Regions from separate parts of the Homo sapiens genome. Here region 2 is linked to region 1. Evidence: read pairs that join two places in POLR2A ChIA-PET (ENCODE). Cell type or tissue: MCF 10A. All regions are shown on one strand. Links, peaks and the distances in the headings refer to the core of each region. The heading gives the core; the rest is flanking DNA.

The links. ChIA-PET counts read pairs that join two places held together with the same protein. Peaks named below come from ENCODE experiments on the same cell type or tissue, not always from the same donor. Only the 100,000 strongest peaks of a DNase experiment are listed, where the experiment ranks them.
Region 2: POLR2A ChIA-PET joins it to region 1 with 6 read pairs; 7 of 35 experiments call an interaction of 5 or more read pairs at or near these places.

The regions. Positions count from the first base shown.
Region 1 is chr12:49,501,821-49,506,216 of GRCh38, forward strand. All of the region lies in intron 9 of SPATS2 (spermatogenesis associated serine rich 2), which reads left to right. Among named protein-coding and RNA genes, the nearest start is that of KCNH3, 35 kb to the right of the region's middle. In MCF 10A, for the core only: no CTCF peak of the experiment used is centred there; a DNase peak (open chromatin) is centred at 1,991.
Region 2 is chr12:49,390,614-49,395,009 of GRCh38, forward strand. The region is part of intron 2 of SPATS2 (spermatogenesis associated serine rich 2); the gene reads left to right. It also overlaps the pseudogene LOC100335030. Among named protein-coding and RNA genes, the nearest start is that of SPATS2, 25 kb to the left of the region's middle. In MCF 10A, for the core only: no CTCF peak of the experiment used is centred there; no DNase peak of the experiment used is centred there.

The sequences.
Region 1 (4,396 bases), core at 130-4,129:
GTTGGCCAGGCCGGTCTCGAACTCCTGACCTCAGGTGATCTGCCCATCTCTGCCTCCCAAAGTGCTGGGATTACAGGAGTGAGCCACCGTGCCCAGCTGGTGTTAACAGATGTTTAAATTCTAGCTCCTTTGTGGGAGGTATTTTATAAGGGATTTTTTGAAACTAGAAAAGACTTAAGGACCATATTAAAATGACAGGAAGACAAGCAGCTAGGGTGATGTTTTGAGACTTAGAACTTGTTCATTATACTTATTTTTAGTAACTGTCTAGATCTGAAATATGACAGGAAGTGTTCATGAAAAGAACAAACCATACATGCTTTCTTGCTGCCTGTAGACTGTTCCCTCAGGTTATACCTAACTGTGTCTCTGTTCACAAATTTAGTCTAGTCACTTTTGCCACAACATATAAGAGATAGAGGAGAGTGTAGGTCCCCTCAGTCCTCCTGGTCTCTGGAATTGCAGAGGAGTAGTTAATCAAAATGAAATAATGCCTCCAAAAAGTTAAATCATCAGAACCAAAACTTACTTTGGGGCTAGATAATTCATCTTAGTCTACCCATGCCTTGTCCTGAACTCTAAGTTTTACTTTTCAGGTTTTATGGCTAGGAATTTAATGTCATGTCTTCTGTTTTTCTTTGTTTGTTTGAGACAGGGTCTGGCTCTGTCACCCAGGCTGGAGTGCGGTGGCACGGTCATGGCTCACTGCAACCTCCACCTCCTGGGCTCAAGCCATCCTCCCACCCTCAGCCTCCCTAGTCCCCTAGCTGGGACTACAAGCATGTGCCACCACACCTGGCTAATTTTTTAATTTTTTGTAGAGATGAGGTTTCACCATATTGCCCAGGCTGGTCTCCAATTCCTGGGCCCAAGCAATCCTCTCATCTAGGCCTCCCAAAGTGCTGGGATTACAGCCATAAGCCACTGCGCCTGGCTGTCTTCTGTTTTTCTTGACACATATTTTTGCTCCTGCCAGATTACTCATTGTCTCAAAACTTAACATTCACATTTCCTCTTCCATCTACTAGTTAATGCCACTTTCCCAGCCTGAAAATGTTCTCCTATTCCTCTGTATTTATCTAAATCCCACCATTTCTCCAAACTTTCCTTAAATTAAGGTCTAACTTCTGGAAATTATTTTAGGTAACTGATTTTTCCCCTTTCTGAACCTCTAGGAGGAAGCACCATGCCCTTTGCACTGCATTCTTGTCATATAAGATATTGTTGGCTTGTTTAGAAAATAAAGAGCTGGCTGGGCACAGTGGCTCATGCCTGAATCCCAGCACTTTGGGAGGCCAAGGCGGGCAGATCACAAGGTCAAGAGTTCAAGACCAGCTTGGCCAACATGGTGAAACCCCATCTCTACTAAACATTCAAAAATTAGCCGGGCGTGGTGGCGTGCACCTGTAATCCCAGCTACTAGGGAGGCTGAAGCAGGAGAATTGCTTGAACCCAGGAGGTGGAGGTTGCAGTGAGCTGAGATCGCGCCATTGCACTCCAGCCTGGGCGATAGGGCGAGACTCCATCTCAAAAAACAAAGAAAAAAGAGCTGGGCGCGGTGGCTCATGCCTGTAATCCCAGCGCTTTGGGAGGCCGAGGCGGGTGGATCACGAGGTCAGGAGATGGAGACCATCCTGGCTAACAAGGTGAAACCCCGTCTCTACTAAAAATACAAAAAGTTAGCCGGGCGTGGTGGCGGGCGCCTGTAGTCCCAGCTACTCAGGAGGCTGAGGCAGGAGAATGGCGTGATCCCGGGAGGAGGAGCTTGCAGTGAGCCAAGATCGCGCCACTGCACTCCATCCTGGGCGACAGAGCAAGACTCCATCTCAAAAAAAAAAAAGAAAAAAGAAAGAGCTAAGTGTAGTAGGTCATCACAACTTTGCTTTGATAAGCCTCTGGTCTCCATGATTGTTCAGCTTACTGATTACTTAGTCACAGGATCTGATTCCATTCGGAACAAGCTTGAACCAGCAGGAAACGCAGTTCCGGGAGAGAGATTTGTGAATTCCTGCTGACTGGAACCCAGCCAGGAGGAGCCTCCTTCAATAAATGACAAATGAAATGGTTTCCTACCTGGGAACTGTGTATTTAGGATTGATTAGCTGACGTAACAACCAGGTCAATTTAACTTGAGGAAAGAGATTACCTGCCCTTTCCTGCTAGTATAAAGCCCTTTGCTCTGGTTGATTGAGTTTATAAACCACCTTATTTCAATGTTCCTTGTAGCCGCTACTTCAAGACATAATTGGCAAGTGAGCTAACTCCATTTGGCACCAAACCAGAGCTTGGAGTTAATGTCACTTAGAAAGACATTTCTGTGTTGGTTATAGCATAAAAAAAAGGCAAAGAGTTCTAACAGATTTGCCCCAGTAAAAGTACATTACCCCTGACAAGGCACTAGGGAAATTATACAGATAACTCCTTTCACTTTGATGCCGAACAAAAACTGACACACCTATAGAAAGGTAAACTCAGAAGCATTCTAATGTATAAAACTTAAAATTTCTTCTTATTGGTGACTTAGCAATAATCATCTCTAGACCCAAGTTTACTTTTCTTGTTAATTAGTAATATTTGTCTGCCTTTCATTGTTGGAGCTGTTAGTTGACTTAAGTTTAAGGATATTAAGGAGGCAGGATATGGAGTGGAACATGAAGCTAGAATATATAAACTCCTTTGGAAGATTGTCCTATAATGTGTTGATGAAAAATGCCAACAGGATACACACTCAGCTTCTCTTTTAAATAAAAAGTTTCCATTTTATGAAAGTCAAAAGGTATTTTTTAAAAGGAGAAATGGGTAAGAGAAAAAGATTATCAAGAAATTTGAGATTATATATCACAGAAAGTCATGTAAGTTTATGGTTAAGGTTTTGAAATTTTTCCTGATTCCTCTATGTCCTTTTATTGGCGCGTTTTTTTTTTTCCTGTTTCTTTTCTTTCTTTCTTTCTTTTTTTTTTTTTTTTTTTTAAGACAGGGTCTCTGTTGACCATACTGGAGTGTAGTAGCGCCATCGTGTCTCACTACAGCCTCCCAGGCTCAAGGGATCCTCCCACCTCAGCCTCTTGAGTAGCTGGGACTACAAGGCGGGTGCAACCATGCCCAGCTAATTTTTCTATCTTTTGTAGAGATGGGGTTTTGCCACATTGCCCAGGCTGGTTTTGAACTCCTGGGCTCAAGCGGTCCTCCTGCTTCAGCCTCCCAGAGTGCTGGGATTACAGGTGTGAGCCACCTCGCCCAGCTCAGAGCTTTTTTTTTTAACGTTAAATCAAGCTTAGTCTTACCGAAGGCTTTTAAGTCCTTACATTTAAAGGCCACATATAGATGCTGAAAACTTAGGAATCATTTTATGAACCAAACTACCTGCAAAATATTATCTCCAAAAATATCTAAAATGTGTAGAAATAAAGGAATGTGCTAATGTAATATGTATTATCAAAAATGTACATAGCACTGTAGTTCTAAATCATTCTTTGGTTTTTGAAGCTTAGTTTGTTGATATCTTGTTTCTACTAGTACTTGACACCATGGTTCTTGATATTTTTTTATTTAAAATTTAACTCTAACCATCTGTGAAAATAATTACAGGTTGAGTATCCCTTATCTGAAATGCTTAGGACTAGAAATGTTTTAGGTTTTTTATTTTTATTTTTTTCAGATTTTGGAATGTCTGCAGAAACTAGTTGAGCATCCCTAATCTAAAAATTCAAAATCCAAACTGCTCCAATGAGTATTTTCTTTCAGTGTCATGTCAGTGCTCAAAAAAGTACAGCTTTTGAAGCATTTTGGATTAGGAATGCTCAACCAGTAATAACATATGAAGAATATTTTACTGAACATGTTCAGTTATATTATTGGATTTTTTTAATCCTGATTTCTTTTCCACAAAGTAGGTATTGTTAATTCTGTTTTACTGAAAATAAATGTATGTCTTAGGTTAAGCAATTTGCCTAAGTTGCAGATCCAATATTTGAATGTATATATTCAGACTTATTAACCTATGATTTTCATCTCATACCTCATTGATGGCTCACTTCCCCACTAAAGCTTGGCAAGGCTAGAGACTGTTGGTACATGTCATATTACAGACAGTTCCCTACTTATGATGGTTCAACTTAATAATTTTCCAACTTTATGATGGTATGAAAGTGATACACATTCAGTAGAAAGCATACTTTGTATACCCATACAACCATTTTGTTTTTCACTTTTAGTGTAGTGTTTAATAAATTACATCAGATATTCAACACTTCATTATAAAATAGGTGTTGTGTTAGATGACTTTGCCCAACTGCAGGCTAATATAAATGTTCTGAGCATGTTTAAGGTAGGCTAGGCTAAGCTTTGATGTTCAATAGGTTAGGTATATTAAATGCATTATCAACTTAAGATATTT
Region 2 (4,396 bases), core at 227-4,226, 110 kb before region 1:
GACTTCAGCTTTAGTGATTACCTACTTTCACATTTATTTAAATTTTTGTGAAAGAAAATTCAGTTTTAAAGGCTATAGGAATGTGTTATATGTACCATAAACAAAAAAGGTAATTTTAGCAATTTACCATAACTGATACTTAGCTAACAATTGTCCATAACTTGTTTAAGTATAAGAAATACCATTTCAGGAATGAAAAAGAAGGAATACTACTTTCTAAGAAAGAAAATCTTATAATAGACATTTTAGTAGGTTAAACTTCTCCTTTGAAAGAATAAGTTTTGGTTCGAAGTCAGTAATGAAGATGAGATTTGTTTTTCTCTTCTCTGGCTGATTTTTAAGGATACTATGTAGTTCATTTAATTAACAGAATTGAAGTGTTTGATATGGCAAAATAGGTATGGTAATTTCAAAGTGAATTGGGAATTCCTCTGGCTCATAGAACTCTTTTAAATTAAAATTTCAAAAAAAAATTCTGGATCTGTTTTTAAACTCCATCTGGTCCTCATAACCTGTAAGATTTTTCTTAAAACCTTTCAGCTGAAAGCGGGGGTAGAGGTGGGGTAATCTGTGGATTTAGAAGTATTTGTTTTCTGTTGTCTTTTAAAATGTCAAATATGCCGGGCGCGGTGGCTCACGCCTGTAATCCCAGCACTTTGGGAGGCCGAGGCTGGTGGATCACGAGGTCAGGAGTTTGAGACCAGCCTGGCCAACATGGTGAAACCCCGTCCCTACTAAAAATACAAAAATTAGCTGGTCGTGGAGGCGTGTGCCTGTAATCCCAGCTACTCGGGAGGCTGAGGCAGGAGAATCGCTTGAACCCGGGAGGCGGAGGTTGCAGTGAGCTGAGATCGTGCCATTACACTCCAGCCTGGGCAACAGGGCAAGACTGCGTCTCAAAAAATATGTATATTTTAAAAAAAAGTCAAGTATGTAGTATGTATATTTTAAAAAAGCCACCAGTTATGGAAATGTGCTTTAACATCAGTTGAAACCTAAATTTTCTAATGTTGTGATTGTAGTAAAAAGGGATAAAAGAAGAGTGTCAAACATGATGAAATATATTATACTCATTTATATTGAAGGCATATTAAAGACAAATAGAAAATTCTACTTTGAGTATATAATTTTTTAAATAAATATTACTTTATATGGTAATTTTTATGTATAATTTCATATACTGGTGAAATTCAAAACCACTTTACACTTCAGAATTTTTCTATCTTAAGTTTGGGCTGAGTGGGGTGGATGAGACTGATTGAATAGAAAAGGGCTAATGGCCCAAACATTACATGGATTTCTTTTCTCAGTCAGAGGCCTTATTTGATATTTTATAAATAAATGACAGTTTTTATTTTTAAACTTTTTTATTGTTTTTGGGAAAGTATCCCTTAATTTAACGACACATTCATTCAGATACTTTTTATCCCTGGTAAGAAAGAAAGGAAATAAGCTACACAATTGAGATTAAGTCTGAGGCAGTTCATTGAGGCAGCTCTACTGTAAAAGATTACTTGACAGATAATTAGTTTTGTAAACAAGTTGGGTTAACTTATTCTTGGTCTTTTTGCTTGGATATGAATTTAAGGTTTGATTGTTATTTAGTGACACTTTTCCATCCTATTTTTTTTTTTTGGTTGTTGTTAAACAGAACCTTAACTTTATGTCTGAGGTATGTACTGCATGGGAACCTATTTTATTATTAAAGATGAGTGATTAAAAAAATAATGCTTTAAGTTATATTCCTTCTGTATGCTTCAATCTTGTTTAATTTTTTGGTAGTTTAGTTCCACCTTAAACCATGCTTACTGTGAAATATTTCAGGCCAGGGTTGGTGGCTCACACCTGTAGTCCCAGCAGTTTGGGAGGCGGGTGAATCACCTGAGGTCAGGAGTTCGAGACTAGCCTGGCCAACATGGCGAAACCCTGTCTTTACAAAAAATACAAAAATTGGTCAGGCGTGGTGGCAGGTGCCTGTAGTCCCAGCTACTCAGGAAGCTGAGGCAGGAGAATTGTTTGAACCCGGGAGGCAGAGGTTGCGGTGAGCCGAGATCTCACCACTGCACTCCAGCGCCTAGGCAACAGAGTGAGACTCCATCTCAAAAAACAAACAAACAAAAAGAAATATTTCAAATCCACAGATAAAAATAGAAGTAGGCCGGGCGCGATGGCTCACGCCTGTAATCCCAGCACTTTGGGAAGCTGAGTTGGGTGGATCACCTGAGGTCAGGAGTTTGAGACCAGCCTGGCCAACATGGTGAAACCCTGTCTCTACTAAAAATACAAAAATTAGCCAGGCGTGGTGGCAGGCGCCCATAATCCCAGCTACTTGGGAGGCTGAGGCAGGAGAATTGCTTGAACCCAGGGGGCGGAGGTTGTAGTGAGCAGAGATCATGCCACTTCACTCCAGCCTGGGCAAAACTGTGAAACTCCATCCAAAAAAAATAGTAATATAGAAACATCTGTGTACTCACCAGTGCTTTGTCTCACCTTAATTATGCCAATTGGAGTCGTATTTTTTTTTAATTGTGGACATTTTCAACAATAAAAATGGAAAGAATAATATAATTAACTCCCCTGTAGACTCATCTAGCTTCAGTGATTATTAAAATTTTTTCCATTCTTAGTTTCCTCTGTTCTTCCCACTCACTACTTTTCATGAGTATTGTCAACATTATCCATCCTTTTCTAAAAGTTCTCCATCAGCCTTTCATTCAGTGATTTTAGCAGCCATTGATTGTTGACTAGATCCATTCTTACATTAAGGCATACAAAATAGGGATTTTTTTCTAATTTTATTATTATTCTGTATTTATTAGGTAGAATTTTTCTATAAAGAAGACTTTTTCCTTCATTGACTTTTTTATTACTTTGAAATATGGTTTGTACAGGAAGGGCAGAATTATTTCTCTTTGTTCGTATTTAGAATAATGAAATGACTTAGTGCCCCACTAACCTCCAAAAATGACTAATGTGTTTTGTTTGTTTTAGAGTGTGATTATAAATTAATGGATATTTATGTATTTAATATGTTTCAGGCACCGTAGACATTATTCTTATTGATGTTCATATTGTGTCATCTTAGTTCAGTGGGAACCCATTTAATTTGGCTCCTTTGTCCTTTTGATGTGACCCCAGTAGTCTTTGATAGCTTTTCTGTTTTATAGCACAAGAAAACCGAGGCTCATCTATTTGTTTCCTTTCAATAGCAGGCCACCATGTCCTGCTATTTTTATGTTTATTTTTATAGAGACAGGTTCTCCCTATGTTGCCCAGGCTGGTGGTGTTGAACTCCTGGACTCAAGTGATCTTCCTGCCTCAAGTGATTTTACTGCCTCAGATTACATGCGTGAGCCACTGCTCCTGGCCAGCCCTACAACTTCTTTTTCAAAGTCGTTTTTACTATTCCAGGACTTTTGCATTTTCATATGGATTTTAGAACTAGTTTGCTGGGCTGGGAGTGGTGGCCCACACCTGTAATCCCACCACTTTGGGAGGCCATAGTGGGAAAATTGCTTGAGCCCATGTCACCTGGGCAACATGGCGAAACCCTGTCTCTACCAAAAATACAAAAATTAGCCGGGCTTCATGGTGCACACCTGCAGTCGCGGCTACTTGGGAGGCTGAGGTGGGAGGGATCCCTTGAGTTTAGGAGGCAGAGGTTGCAGTGAGCTGAGATCGAGTCACTGCACTCCAGTCTGGGGAACAGAGCAAGACCTTGTCTCCAAAAAAAAAAAAAAAAAACAGAACTAGTTTGCTGGATTCTGCAAAAAAAGTCTGCTGGGATTTTGATTGAGATTGCATTAAATCTATTGAATCAGTTTGGGGAGAATTGGCATGCTGACAACATTGAATCTTCTAACCTATGACCAGATAGATATATAACTCCTTTTATTTAGGTCTTTAATATCTCTCCATGATGTGTAGTTTTCAGTGTTCAGATCTTTCACATCTTTTTTTTTTCAGATTTATCTTTACAAATTTTATATTTAATGCTTTGTATTTATAGTTTTAATTAGTGATTGCTTGTTGCTAGTATATAGAAATATAATAGATTTTTCTGTATTGACCTTGTATCCTGCAACGTTGCTAAACTCATTTATTATTATTTTTTAGATTTTATCAGATAGTTTTTTCACAGATGATCATGTCATCTATGAATAAAGACAATTTTAAGGCCGGGCGTGGTGCCTCACGCCTGTAATCCCAGCACTTTGGGAGGCCGAGGCAGGTGGATCACCTGAGGTCAGGAGTTCGAAACCAGCCTGGCCAACATAACCCTGTCTCTACTAAAAATACAAAAAAAAAATTTAGCTGGGCTTGGTGGCAGAGGCCTGTAATCCCAGCTACTCAGGAGACTGAGGCAGGAGAATCCCTTGAACCCAGGAGGCGGAGG